5 separate regions of the Homo sapiens genome follow, and all the other regions are linked to region 5. The links are chromatin contacts, found by Hi-C or POLR2A ChIA-PET in ENCODE. All regions are on one chromosome and are shown on one strand. Each heading gives the region's core, a stretch centred on a gene start or an enhancer-like site at or near the end of the contact. The rest is flanking DNA. Distances are from core to core; before and after follow the strand shown.

Region 1 (2,700 bases), core at 112-2,611, 780 kb before region 5:
AGGCCAGCAGTTGGAGACTCTAGTGAGCTATGATCGTGCCACTGCACTCCAGCCTGGGCGACAGAGACTCTAGCTCTTAAAAAAAAAAGAAAAAAACAGATGAATGATAACCTTTAGAAGGGATCGGGAGGCCGGATGTGGTGGCTCACGCCTATAATCCCAGCACTTTGGGAGGCCAAGGCAGGCAGATCACTTGAGGTCAGGAGTTTGTGACCGGCCTGGCCAACATGGTGAAACCCTGTCTCTACTAAAAATACAAATATTAGCCTGGGCAACAGAGTGAGACTCCGTCTCGGGGCGGGGAGTGGAGGGGGGAGAAGAAGGGATGGGGGAAAGGGGAGCACATGAGGCTTCTACTGTTTGGTTTTGCGATCTGGATTCAGGTTGTATGGGCATGTTCACTTTGTGTAATTTTGTCGAGCTGTAATGATTTGTGCTCTTCTCTTTATTTAACTTCAATAAAAGGTTTACTTAACAAAAATTGTAGCTGGTGTGAAGGGTAGCAGTGTTTCCCTGGGGCCAAGAGTACAGGCTTTGGGGACAGACAGACCTGGGTCCCAATCTATGCTTTGTCCCTTCGGCACATTGTTGACTGTGGCTGGTGGCTTCGTGGCTCTGAGCTTGTCTCCTTCTCTATAAATGAGGAAACATAATACTTGCGACGATGATGCCTGTAAAGCTTAAGCGCAGGACCTGGCATAGATCTGTAAGGCGGAAACCTGGGATACAGAACTAAGGTCTATGGATCTCCTGTGCTACCCAACTTCTGGGCACTCGCTGCCTCCTTTTCCCCAGCCCAGACGCGTGGGTTCTACTCGATTGGTTGCTCACTGCGGGCTCGGGGCTCCTCAATCCCGGGGTAAAGCCCAGTATGAAATGTCACCTTCAGGGGCAGCTCGGATCTTCCCACGCCCGCGCGGCGCACAATCTTTGGATCAGCGCCACGTGGAGACCTTACCCGCCCGTACGATCAATCCCTTCTGTGGAACCCAGCTCAAGGACCCTCCAGCCCAGACACTAGAAAGCGAAGAGCAGTTGGCCGCCAGACTGTCCGTGCCAGAGCTCTGCGAACTTACTCCGTTGAAAGAGCAACGGGGCTGCGCCACCTCCCGGAGAGAACCCCCAGCCCTCCACGGCAGGGCGAGATGGCGCCACCGCGTGATACTGCGCACGCCCACAGCTCCCGTCCCGCCCTCGCGCCTGCGGGTACGGACAGCGCATGAGCTTATGTTGAGGGCGGAGCCCAGACCAGCCCTTCGTCCTATCCTGCCCTTCCAGCACCTCTCAGCCGTAACTTAAACTACACTTCCCAGAAGCCTCCTCAGCCAGGGACTTCCGTTGTCGTCAGCGGAAGCGGTGACAGATCATCCCAGGCCACACAGAGGCCGGCTTGGTCACTATGGAGGAGATAGGCATCTTGGTGGAGAAGGCTCAGGTACAGTGGGGACTTGGGCTTTTTAGTCCGGGCCGGGCTCGCGGGGAGAGGGTGAAGCCAGACCTGAGTGGGGGGAGGAATGGCTTCCAGGACCCCGGCCCAGGTTGGGGTTATTTTAGAGGCCTCGGTGGAGAGCTTTGTGCCATTCGAAGGCCTGTCTGGGTGGCCGAGTGATGGTAGGAGGTAAGGCTCAGAAAGCGGGGCTGGGGGAGTGAGTGACGTTAGTGGGTCTTTGAGACGGATTGATTTCGAACCCTGGCCGGTAGTGCTTAGTGAGGTCGGTGGCCCGGCGTTGGGATTGGGTCAGGCGGTGAGTGATATATGGGATCCCGCCGTGCGGCCGAGTGATCCCCGGGTCTGGGCTGCGGGGCTGACTGATGTTCAGGGCTTTGCTGATGGGGGTAATGGGGCGGGTAGTTAAGTATTATCTGTGGCTTGCCTGAGTGATATTTAGGTCTAAGGTGAGTTAGGAGACTGTGACATAAGGGATCTTTGAGGGGAAACTGGGGAATGTTGGGACTCGTTGAAGGCGCAGTCACTTTAACAGCCTATCTAGGAGAGCCATGTGACATTAGGAACCTCTTGAAGGGGATTGGGTGGCATTTGGGTCTGATAAGGAGTTGATGTGACGTTTAGATCCTAGTTGGGGGTTGTGTGACACTGGGGACATGTTATGAGTGGTATATGATAACATAAGATCTGTTTGAGGGGCAAGTTGACATAAAGAGCTTGTTTAGGTGGCCAAAAGGTTTCCAGGATCTATTTAGAGGGTCTTAAGATATCAGGGGTCTGTTAGGGGCTAAGTGACATCAGGGTGAAGTGGGGAGGGGAACAAACATTAGTGAAGTTGGGAAGCTTTCATGAGAGGACTGTCTTCTTCCAATGTGAGTTATCCCCTTTCGTCTAGGATGAGATCCCAGCACTGTCCGTGTCCCGGCCCCAGACCGGCCTGTCCTTCCTGGGCCCTGAGCCTGAGGACCTGGAGGACCTGTACAGCCGCTACAAGGTACATTCGACCCCCAACCCAGACCTTGCACAGGACCTGACATCTCATACTCTTCCCCACTTTCCACCACTCTCTGGATCAGCAAGTCTGGAGCCATCCCCTTCTGTCCCCTCTCTGCTCGCAGAAGCTGCAGCAAGAGCTGGAGTTCCTGGAGGTGCAGGAGGAATACATCAAAGATGAGCAAAAGAACCTGAAAAAGGAATTTCTCCATGCCCAGGAGGAGGTGAAGCGAATCCAAAGCATCCCGCTGGTCATCGGA
Region 2 (2,700 bases), core at 201-2,700, 750 kb before region 5:
CTCGGCCTCCCAAAGTGCTGGGATTATAGGCATAAGCCACCGTGCCCAGCCTTATATTGACACATTTTTAAGGGATTTGGGGGGGGGCAGGGGTTCTTTGCAACAATGTAAACATCCAGTCCCTCATCAAACTTTCAATTTTTTTTCACGTACTAATTTATATCAGTTTGGAATTATGATTCCCTCTGTTATTTAATGGGTTTTAATCTATAACTAGCATTATTTATTTTGATGCTCAAACCATGTCAAGTTTGGTCAGTGGAAGTCCCTTCAATCTGGTTTCCATGTCCTTTGAACACGTCCCCACCATTCTTTGAGCACTGCCTTACTTTCAAGCACAAGATGTTCCAAGTTCATTCTGAACTTTCCCTTCCCCAGCTCTGGAATCTGCCATTTCTCCATGGAGCCTTGCTCCTTTCAGTGGAGCATGGTATTTAGGAACCAAGGGCTGACTGCCTAATGTGCTTTCCAAGTATAATTTCCTCAGTCCAAGCTTTTCAAATTGATCTGCCAAAGACCCATTGCCAAAGATCCATTGCCAGAATATAAGAGTGGAAGGAAATTCTTAATATTTTTTGAAAGTTACTATTATTTTCATTTTTCTCTTTGTAAAAAATTCATTTAATTCAATATAAAAAGACAAAAATCTTTGGCACATAAATCGCAACTCTCTGATGCAAATGTTTAAATAAAGCTGATACTCCAAGAAGACGCAACATATTCTCTTTATCCCACAGACATATAGGCCTATGGTTGCAAACTTTTATACACACACAGAGTCACAATTCCACTGGCACCCGTGATGTTCCACATCCAGATTTTCCAAATCACACATTCTCATCTTCACATAGCCTTGCCGGCAACCACACGGCATAGTACCACATTGTTACGTCAAGCACAGCCAGTCTACCACAGAGCCTGTCGTCCCATTGACCAAAGTCACAAAAATCACAGCCCCGGGTATTTACTGTGGTTTTCTCCAGTCAGATCCCTTCACTCACTACACACTGACTCACACTCAAATTACACACACGCGGAAACACAACCCGCCAGAGCCAGAGAGGTTCCGTCGGTCCCGCAACCCTCACAGTGCCACACACACGCGCTCACAAGGCAAATACAAATGGCCAGGCACTCATTCTTTACAATACACATATTAAGCGCCTATTATGTACTACACGCCGGGACTACCTCAAGAGGTGAAACAAACAAAATCCTGCCTGGCGGAGCTATCGCCCAGTCCCGCACGCACTCGGCCTCAGGGTCACACTCGGCGGTCCCACGCTCAAGTGGCCCGGCCAGTGGCCCAGAGGCGTCTGTTCTCCTCCTCAGCTTCCTGCGTGGGTTCCTGGTAAGTGAGTCGAACCCGCCGGATGCGCGCGCGCCTGCGCCTCCGCCCAAAAGGATCAGTTTCCGGCTGTGGACTACATTTCCCAGAAGCCCCTTGGGCAGTGTTGCCTGGACCCCAAGGGCCCTTTACATTGCGTTCTTAACGGTTCAGTCACCTTAACCGTTATTATTCACTTGCGGGCGAGAAGTCCGAGCTAGGTGAGGCGGAACGGGACTCTTACGAGTAGGACTGGGGATAGAACTGCCGCCCAAAGTGAGGCGCTCCAGGGCCCAGACCTGGCGTGTCGTGCCCGCAGGGAGCCTCAGGCCTGTGCGTGCTTGGGGAGCGGAGAAGGGAAATTGTGTGACAAAATGTGGCAGACGGTGTATGTGTGTGTGTGCGCGCGACGGGGCGCCTGTCAGGACCGGGTTGGGCGGGTGTGGGTGCGGGTGTGAGGCTGAGACAGGTGCCTGGCTCTCTGGTGTGTGTCACTGACCCTCTACCCTCCTCACGGCCTCGGTGTTTGCACACAGCAGTGTCCCCAAGAGGGAAGTCAAATATCGAGCTCTGGGATGAAGGTTCCCAGCAAGAAGGTACAGACCTGGGTTGGCGATTGGACTTTTGAATTAGAAGTGTCCCTAAAACAGACTCCTGGGACGACAGGTTGGAAGACTGCGCAGTTGGAGCCGCTGTGTGGGCAGCTGCATGTTTCAGAACCACTGCATTCCCATACCTTTGATCTAGAAACCTGGTGTGAGTTCAGAGACAGATCCCAGCCTCACTCTCACACAGCTGTTATGTGCGTGAGGTCAGCACAGATGTGGCGCTGGAGGGGATATTCTAGGTCGGTCTGTGCTCTTAAGAAAGGCCTGCTGTCTCATGATTATTTTTCTTCCCCCATTCTGCTATTCATCAAAACAGGGATCCTGAAAAGGAGGGAACAATTGTTGTAGCAGGTCTAAAAGTTCAGGTCCAGGTAAGTTTATATTTCCTTTTTATTCATAAAATGGAAATCACACATTCTAATCCTCACACAGCCTTGCCTGCACCCAGTCATACGGCGTGGTACCACACTGCTATGTCAAGCACAGCCACAATCTACCACAGAGCCTGTCACCTCATTGCTCACAGTCACAAAAATCACATCCCCAGGTACTTTCTGTAGCTTTCATTTGCATTTTTCCCTTTGAAGAAGTTCATTTGATTCAATCTAAAAAGACTAAATTATTTGTCACATAAATTGCAACTCTCTGGTCTATATCTTTAAGTAAATCTTTAAATAAATGCATAAAATGTTTTTGTTTTTAGGAAATGGAAACATTGCTTTGCTTTTCCTGAATTGTCCAGTGACCTATCCCAGGCCTTCCTTT
Region 3 (2,700 bases), core at 177-2,676, 920 kb before region 5:
TATTAGGAACCAGCCTTCCAGGTAGTCTCCCTGTACCATATCCCAATTCCCCCTACCACAACAGGGTTCTTCCCCATATTACTCCAATATCCCATCCCAATCAAGGCCCACTCCTCCTGATGGGAGAAGGAGGAGGTGTCTCTTCCCACAGTTTAGAGTGATCATCCTTTTCTCCCCTACACTGCTTCCTTGCCCCCCTACACACACACACACACCCTAATATTCCTACCACAGACCTTTCTCCAGGCACCCCTCTTTATACCAGGGTCATTCCACAACTGTGTCCACTCCTAGAGGGCCTCAAAGTCAAATCCCCAAGTTATCACATAGGGTTCTCTCCTCCCAGAGTTGTCAGCTACAGCAAAAATCTTCTCCCCATGGGCCACTCTCTCCCCCATGTCAAATCCCTTTCTCCTATTCCATGCCTTGCCACTCCACGACTCCTCCACCCTTGGAGCTTCCCCCAAAAAACCACCTCTTCTCCGGGGCCCTCCCACACCAGGATCATCTCTCCCAGCCCCCACCCCCTACCCGGGTCAGGGCTGGCGCGGGGCCCACGGGGGGCTGGGGCGCGGTGGGGCCCCCAGTGGGGTGGGCGAGCGGCCAGCATGGCGGCGGTGGCGGCGCTGAAAAGGCGACCGCCTGTCTCTGGCCCGGCCGGCCCCGCGGCGGGGAGGGCAAGCGGGACAGGAGGCCCGGTGGGTGACAACAGCAGCCGCCACTGCCACCGGGGGCGGGGAGAGGAGGGGACAAGGGTCAGCCCAGGGCACGCGGGGGAAGAGTAGAGCAGGTGGACGGGGGAGGGGCGACACGCCCCACCCTGAGTGACCACCAGCCCCTAGGGACCCGGCGTCCCGCCCCCCACCCAGGAGGCCCTCCTGGGCCTGCTGAGACCGGAAGGCGGGGCCCGACTGAGCTTGGCAATCGGCACCTGCCATGGCAACAACTGTACCATTGGTCGCTGGTGCCAAGAGCTCAGCCAATCACAGCCTAGGGCAGCTGTTGCTAGGCGACGAAGAAGCGGCCCGCGGAGCTGAGCCCAAACAAAGGGCGGGAGTGGGGCCCGGCTACCCCCTCCCAGCCTCCCTCCTGCAACTGCTTCCTCGGGCTTGGCCGGTTCCAGGAATTCAACTATGAATAGCCAGGCAGGGCCCGCACCTGCCTGCCACCCCCCTCCTCTCCTCCCTTGGCCTCGTGCTAAGTCTCACGGCGACGGGAGCAGGGCGGATCCCGTCCTGCCCACCTCCCTGCGACCGCTTGCCGCCCCACCCGTCCCCGCGCCGTTACCTGAAGGAGCGGGCAAGGGGACTCAAACTGCTCGGGGAGCCCGAGCTCAGACCTGCCCACTGGCTGAGGGTATCCGGCGGACGCGGCAAGCCAGGGCCCCGATTACCCAGTAATGCAACCAGCAAAATGGCGACCACAACAAACCGGCCCCCCCACGCCCTGGACTCCGCCCCCATCCCTCCCTCTCCGCTCCCCTCACGTGACCCACACTGACACTCCGCCTGCGCGAGATGGCCGCTTACCTGCACGCATGCGCAGCGAGCTACCAATCCCACCCAAGAACCGAAATCCAGGCTGCCGCTGCGCAAAGGCAGCTAGAAACGGAGCATGCGCTCTGTGACCGAGTGAGAATTTACCCAACCCCGCAAAATTGACCAAGGGTGCGTGCTCCCTGTGTCAGCAGGTCAAGGGGAGGAATGAGCAGCAGACATGGGAGACGGATGAGTCTTTTAATAGAAAAACACACGTGCAACAGTATCAACACACATCTCTCGCAATCCTGACAGCGCTGAACTTCAGTTCTTCACCTTGGGGGGTGGCCTGTGAGAGGAAGATAGGTGATGAAGGAGGGTCCCCAGGATCATGGCACTCGGGGTGCAAGGGACAGAGATGTCTGTCTTGGTGTATTGCTGGGCCCCTGCTCACCTGTACACTCCCACGACCACGGCATGGTCTCTTTCATATGGCTCAAGGGTCAACTGCTCCTGCGGCTTCATGTTCTCCTGTTGCATCTTTTTCACTTCGGAGGCAAACACGGCCTCGGCTGAGGCTGTGGAGTCAATGCAGTTGGCCTAAAGAGGAGAAAGGACTAATGTCTACAACAGGGCTTTGGGCTGTTTTTCTCTTGTGTGCTCTTTAAACCAGATGTTTTCATTATTAATTCAAGTAAAACTCAGTGCTATGGTTCTAGTGTGTCCCCCAAAGTTCATGTGTTGGAAACGTAACCCTTAAATGCAAGAGTTGAGAGGTGGGACCTTCGAGAGATGATTCAGGTCATGAGGCCTCTGCCTTCCTGAATAGAGTAATGCTATTATCACAAGAGTGGGTTGCTGATTAAAAGGATGATTATGCCCCCTTTCTATCTTGCTCTCACCCTTCTGCCAATGGATGACAGCAAGAAGGCCCTCGCCAGATTCAGACCTCCAATCTTGGACTTTCCAGCCTTTGGAACTGGGAGCCAAATAAATTTCCATTCATTATAAATTACCCAGTCTAAGGCTGGGCGTGGTGGCTCACGCCTGTAATCCCAGCACTTTGGGAGGCCGAGGTGGCTCAATCACGAAATCAGGAGATTGAGACCATCCTGGCCAACACGGTGAAACCCTATCTCTACTAAAAATACAAAAATTAGTCGGGTGTGGTGGCGCACACCTGTAGTCCCACCTACTCGGGAAGCTGACGCAGGAGAATCGC
Region 4 (2,700 bases), core at 43-2,542, 580 kb after region 5:
GTCACCCCCGCCCCCAGGACCTGCTGGGCTGCTGCCGCCCCCGGCCGGGGCTGAGGCCGAGTAAACACAGCAAACACAGCCGCCGGCAGCCTGGGATATTTATACCGAGGCTGGGCGTGGGTCCAGTGCCCACCACAGCCCCTGCCCTGCCCTGCCTTGCCTGCTGCCACAGCCAGCTCCGAGCCAGCGTGGCACCAGCCGGCAAGGGGACGCGCCGCAGACACAGCCTGCGCTGGGTATGGAGGCCAACAGGCACTGGCCGCTCATGATGCAGGCGGCTCCATGGACGCACCCTGTCCCCCTCCCCTGAAAACACCAGCACACAATGTGGACCCACACTCGCAGCTGCTCACAAACACACATCCACCCCTGCTGAGAACGCGAAATCCCCTCAACGATGATGCAAAACAGACCCACACAACTCCACACACTGCAGTCACCAGCCTACATGTGGGAACACAGCATGCAGACACCACCTTAGCACCTGCTCACAGCACCCACAGGCTGGGAACACCAGTCCCTGAGATGGACACACAGCCCCGAAGTACAGCCCTCCCTCACACAGACAAACACTGAGAACCACAGGAAGCATGCTGGATGCACACCACGTAGACAAACATGCTCAGAATACCAGCGACACATGCACTGATCACAGTGCAACCCAGAAACAACTCAACTCATCTGCCTCATATGTAAGAAACACACACGGCCGGGCGCGGTGGCTCATGCCTGTGTCTCAGCACTTTGGGAGACCAAGGTGGGTGGATTACAAGGTCAGGAGTTCGAGACCAGCCTGGCCAACATGGTGAAATCCCATCTCTACTAAAAATACAAAAATTAGACGGGTGTGGTGGTGGGTGCCTGTAATCCCATCTACTCGGGAGGCTGAGGCAGGAGAATCGCTTGAGCCTGGGAGGCGGAGCTTGCAGTGAGACAAGATCGCGCCATTGCACTCCAGCCCAGGCGACAGAGCAAGACCCCGTCTTACACATATACACACACACTCACTCCCCTCTCCTGGAGAAACACCATTCCCACAGATGATTAACATATGCAGAAAACACCACATTTCAAGTCAAACTTACACTTAAAAATGCACAAATTTACACTCAGAAGAACAGTGAAGATGTTGAGAAAAATATCAGACACACAATATGCCCCAGATACATGGCCGACTTGCAGAATCAAACAGTGCCAGAGCATAAAACCCACAGAAAATACAACAGCTTGCCCAGCAGAAATACAAAATGCAGACGCACACCCCAGAAATGCAGCGCAGCCACAAACACACGGAGCTAACACGTGCTGGGGACACACATAGACAAGACCATCCATACCAAACAGCACACAGGCCCCCAGAACACCCATGCCAGACGCAGCTCACGCCACAAAGCTTGGAATCACGCACACAATAAGTTCCTGAACACACAAATCCGAATCCACACTGGAACCTCAAATACTCTGCATGTCCAGAGACTAAGGGGGAAGGGGCTTTCTCTCACCCACCAATCTCCCCACTCCCCCTTGCTGACCCGGGTCCCAGGCCCGTCTTGGGGGCGGGGGAGGGGGCAGGAAGGCCTGAGCTGGCCTCCCCCAGCAGCTTCCTGCCCCACGGGGGCTGGACAGGAAGCTGGGGCTCCAGCCGGAACCCAGGCTCCCCCCACGACTTCCCTCTGTGGCCCCGGGCCGCCTGCAGAGGCAGGGGCGGGGCAGGGGGAGGAAGCGGGGAGCCCCAAACCCCCTGCCCTGCCCCTGCGGTCGGCCACAGGCGGGGGCAGACTTGTCCCGACGGGGCTGAGCCACCCATCGGGCCTGGGTGCCAGGGTGGCAGGGCAGGGGCAGTGCGCACGCGGCCAGAGGAAGGTGCTGAGCCCACAGTTTCCCCTCCCCGCCCTGTGGGGCTGTGCCAGCTCAGCCGGCAGCCCTGGGCAGGTGGGCGGGGTGTGTCATGAGGGCGTGTTGGGCAGGCCGACCACACCGCGAATGTGCAGCCAGCACTTGTCCTCAGGCCGAGGCACGAGCTGGGGCTGGGCATGTGAGGGCCGCGTCTGCCACCCTGGGGGTGTGTCTGCTCCGTCTGGGACCCTGGGTGTGACAGTGTGTCTGGGCGTGACGTGACGGGGTCGCTGCAATCTGTGGGGCCCTGTGGGACTCCCCAGGCTGGAATTGTGCGTGTGTGGCGGAGGGTGTGGGATGTCAGACTGAGTGGGTAAGACCGACCTGCTGTCTGTGAGGTTGTGACGTGTCAGACCTCTGTGTGGGGTGTGTCTGGTGGGACTGTGACAGGTCCGACTGTGGACATGCACCCTGGACCTGTTTGTGACTGTGAACCCATGGAGGAGGAGGTGGCTGTTGAGGGATCCATTTCCTGTCCGGGCTCTGATGCCGTGATGCGTGTGCGTGCATGACACTGTTTGAATCAGTGTCTGGTGTGCGGTGGTTGCGACCATGACCCTGTGGAATATATTTGTATATGACTGTGTTGTGCCAGGTCCCTATTGAAGTCTCTGCTCGTGTTGTGTCCCAGTGAGGCTCCGAGGCTGGGTGGTGTTTACGTGATGGGCTGACACTTTCTCTATTTGTATCTGTGTATATGTGGGCTGCAGCTGCTGCCAAATGACACAGCCCATGTGTTACGGGCCCTGCAGGAATCTCTGTGTGTCCACGGCGGCTCTGAGAGGTGAATATTTGTGTAGTGTG
Region 5 (2,500 bases), core at 1-2,500:
GTGATCCACCCGCCTCGGCCTCCCAAAGTGCTGGGATTACATGCATGAGCCAAAGCACCCGGACTGGACTGGGCACTTGTGAGGACAGCTTTCTTCATTGCTGGAGGCACACCACCATGGAAGAGATCTAGGTGGGGGACCTAAGTAGTCAGCCTGTTTGATCTTGAGGACACGGGAACCCCCCCCCCACCCCAAGAGATCTGTGAAGTGTCTAGGGCAGAGCCTGGGTGGTGGGTGGGGCATGGAGACCCTACCGGTCCTTGTGTAGTTTCAGAAGCCTCTTCACATCTTCTCTGCCCTTGGGGACCGGGCCGGCCTTATCAAAGGCCTCCTTCAGGAGCTGGCTCTTCTCCAGGCCGAAGACATGACGGGGAGCAGGCCCTGTGGCAGCGGGTGGAGGAGGCAGTGGGAGCGGTGGGGGAACAGGGGTCTGCTGACTCCAGGGAGGGGATGGTAAAGCTGAAAAGTCCAGGGGACTTGGGGGTAGAGGAGGAGATGGAATGCTGCTGGCTTGGGGTACAGGGGTTTTTGGAGGAGAAATTGGTGGTTTTAGGGGAGGAGAGCATGGAGAAGTCATTTTGGGGTCTACAGGAGGTGTTGAGAGGTTCAGAAAGCGGGGAGGGAAGGATCCTCCAACGGAGAACGGTCTCAGGGATGGAGATTTTAAAGGTTTAAGAGCTGAGTTCCAGAATCTGGGGACTGAGCAGTGGGTGTGAAAGGACCAGGGCTAATATTTGAAACCACGGGAGCAGGAATTGCGAGGCTGACTCAAGTCATAAGGCACCTGACGGTTAACAGGGTGGGGTCCTTAAATCCGGAACCGGATCTGTGGTACCGGTTGGGTTACCTCGGGAGTCTTAGGTGGAGAGTTAGTAGGAGTTAACTCATTCTTTGGGGCTGGATGTGGAAACTCATGAGTGAGTTTGGGATATGAAGGCTCAGATCTAGAGTGAGGTGCCTTAAGGATGCGACTTAGGGACCCAGGGCTAAAGATTCGGAGAACTTAGGTTCAGTACCCCCTCACATCCCAGGCCCGAGTTCGGAACCTTTGAGCTGACCTTTGAGTCAGAGGTCAAGAGGTCAAAAAGGACACCTGGCAGGGAAAATGGCCTAGTTGTGGAGAAGGTCCTGGAACCAGAGCAACAAAAAACGTCTGTGGGTTGGAGAAGACTCAGAGATCAGAGGCCGGTGGGCGCCGCGATAACCACTGGAAAAAGGAAAGGAGTCAGGAAGTAAAGTGCACCTCCCACTCCCGGAAAATGGCGGCCCCCGCACACTGCCTTTCCCATATCACGTGGTATTACACGCAACAGTTCCCGCCCATTTTGCGATCACGTGACAGAAAACGCAGCTCTGGCGGGGGTAAGAGGCGGGACTCCAAAAAGGATTGCCTCCGGAAGACACCGCAGCGCGAGACGCGTACAGACTCGTGACCTTCACTGATTGGTCCGTAGACCCGGGCGCCACGGAAGGAGGTGGGCTTTCAGGGAGTGGGGCGGGGTTTTTCTACCTAGGCGGGAACCCAAATATCGTTTTGATTGGCAACAGCTGAGCCCAGAAACGAGACTTGCTCTGATTGGTCAAGCTACTGCGTTTCCGCGCGGCGATTGGCTGGCAGAAAGGCAGAGGCGGGGCCAGGAGAGAAAGCTTTGTGGTTTGGTCTCAGGGAAGTAGCAGGCGCCGGTTGAGAGAACTACGGCCCTGTCGGAAGGTAACCTCCGGTGCAAACGACCATCGGCGGCAGGCGAGCGGTACGCTTGGCGTCCGGGCCTTCCTGGGCCCGTCTGAGGAAACTTGCTGCTCGAGGCCAGGCTGCCTAGGACCTGTCCCTTTTTTCTATACTGGCTCCCACATCCGGGTTTTTTCTCCGGGACGGCCCTTCGGATGCTTGGGCCAATGGGAATCGCCATTTAGGGTGCTCCGCCCACCGGGTCGCGTAGAGCATCCTGGAAGTCGTAGTAAATCTCTCGAGAGTTCTCTCCGCACGCGGGCTGGAGAAGCGGGTCCTACGCACGCTTTGTTGTCGCGCTTTGCCTCCGTCCTTGCCCCTACTCCCGCCTTACCTGACTTCCTTTTCGGAGGAAGATCCTTGAGCAGCCGACGTTGGGACAAAGGATTTGGAGAAACCCAGGGCTAAAGTCACGTTTTTCCTCCTTTAAGACTTACCTCAACACTTCACTCCATGGCAGTTCCCGAGACCCGCCCTAACCACACTATTTATATCAACAACCTCAATGAGAAGATCAAGAAGGATGGTGAGTTCTCGGGATAGTCCGGAGTCCAGACTGTCCCGCACGGGCTGGCCCCTCTTCCGTCCCCTGCACCCGCCTCTCTTTCTAAGTGTTTGTCCAGCCAAACTTCGAGTTAACTCCTTGGCCTTTACACAAACTACTTCCTGTCTTCAACACTCCATTAGTTCATCTTACACTCTGCCCTTTAACGTGGTCACTGCTGCTCATCTTACAAGGTTTGAGGTCACAGGACCCTTCCTCCAGGAAGC

The links. Hi-C counts contacts between places; a loop is a spot of excess contacts on that map. ChIA-PET counts read pairs that join two places held with the same protein, here RNA polymerase II (POLR2A). Pooled maps may share reads with other maps.
Region 1: a pooled map shows a loop between it and region 5 (8-fold over the local background). The contact joins the promoter of PSMC4 here to the promoter of ACTMAP in region 5. A Hi-C loop is called at or near these places in 6 of 50 pooled maps. POLR2A ChIA-PET finds 5 or more read pairs at or near these places in 2 of 52 experiments (B cell and BJ).
Region 2: a map of transverse colon shows a loop between it and region 5 (7-fold over the local background). The contact joins the promoter of ZNF546 here to the promoter of ACTMAP in region 5. A Hi-C loop is called at or near these places in 1 of 168 maps with a recorded cell type or tissue (transverse colon) and 5 of 50 pooled maps. POLR2A ChIA-PET finds 5 or more read pairs at or near these places in 1 of 52 experiments (activated CD4-positive, alpha-beta T cell).
Region 3: a map of CD8-positive, alpha-beta T cell shows a loop between it and region 5 (34-fold over the local background). The contact joins the promoter of DYRK1B here to the promoter of ACTMAP in region 5. A Hi-C loop is called at or near these places in 1 of 168 maps with a recorded cell type or tissue (CD8-positive, alpha-beta T cell), 1 of 37 single-sample maps with no recorded cell type and 8 of 50 pooled maps. POLR2A ChIA-PET finds 5 or more read pairs at or near these places in 1 of 52 experiments (GM12878).
Region 4: a pooled map shows a loop between it and region 5 (6-fold over the local background). The contact joins the enhancer-like site here to the promoter of ACTMAP in region 5. A Hi-C loop is called at or near these places in 6 of 50 pooled maps. POLR2A ChIA-PET finds 5 or more read pairs at or near these places in 7 of 52 experiments (A549, H1, T-cell and 3 more).

What each region holds. Positions count from the first base shown.
Region 1 is chr19:39,969,804-39,972,503 of GRCh38, forward strand. PSMC4 (proteasome 26S subunit, ATPase 4) reads left to right here and starts at 1,362. Exons shown (of 11, transcript NM_006503.4): 1 at 1,362-1,435; 2 at 2,343-2,441; 3 at 2,566-2,700. The coding sequence starts at 1,400. It overlaps LOC124904720 (a long non-coding RNA gene), which reads right to left and starts at 1,168. Exons shown (of 3, transcript XR_007067260.1): 1 at 1,077-1,168; 2 at 551-633. RefSeq lists enhancers at 682-731, 1,232-1,621, 1,646-2,325.
Region 2 is chr19:39,995,610-39,998,309 of GRCh38, forward strand. ZNF546 (zinc finger protein 546) reads left to right here and starts at 1,451. Exons shown (of 7, transcript NM_178544.5): 1 at 1,451-1,548; 2 at 2,252-2,306; 3 at 2,639-2,700. RefSeq lists enhancers at 599-1,100, 1,086-1,265, 1,101-1,600, 1,273-1,567 and a silencer at 2,386-2,485.
Region 3 is chr19:39,832,736-39,835,435 of GRCh38, forward strand. DYRK1B (dual specificity tyrosine phosphorylation regulated kinase 1B) reads right to left here and starts at 1,427. Exons shown (of 11, transcript NM_004714.3): 1 at 1,288-1,427. It overlaps FBL (fibrillarin), which reads right to left. Exons shown (of 9, transcript NM_001436.4): 8 at 1,933-2,078; 9 at 1,723-1,827. The coding sequence ends at 1,803. RefSeq lists silencers at 600-869, 1,130-1,239.
Region 4 is chr19:41,325,944-41,328,643 of GRCh38, forward strand. No RefSeq gene overlaps it. Among named protein-coding and RNA genes, the nearest start is that of CCDC97, 17 kb to the left of the region's middle. RefSeq lists enhancers at 1-288, 617-756, 1,699-2,220 and silencers at 867-916, 1,456-1,975. Within about 2 kb of position 1,293, at least 35 of the 41 ENCODE cell types and tissues checked have a DNase peak (open chromatin) inside an H3K27ac peak, as active enhancers do.
Region 5 is chr19:40,749,227-40,751,726 of GRCh38, forward strand. ACTMAP (actin maturation protease) reads right to left here and starts at 1,251. Exons shown (of 6, transcript NM_198476.5): 1 at 255-1,251. The coding sequence starts at 577. SNRPA (small nuclear ribonucleoprotein polypeptide A) reads left to right here and starts at 1,977. Exons shown (of 6, transcript NM_004596.5): 1 at 1,977-2,255. The coding sequence starts at 2,183. RefSeq lists enhancers at 702-1,327, 1,019-1,258, 1,799-1,868, 1,956-2,500 and silencers at 1,459-1,598, 1,863-2,045.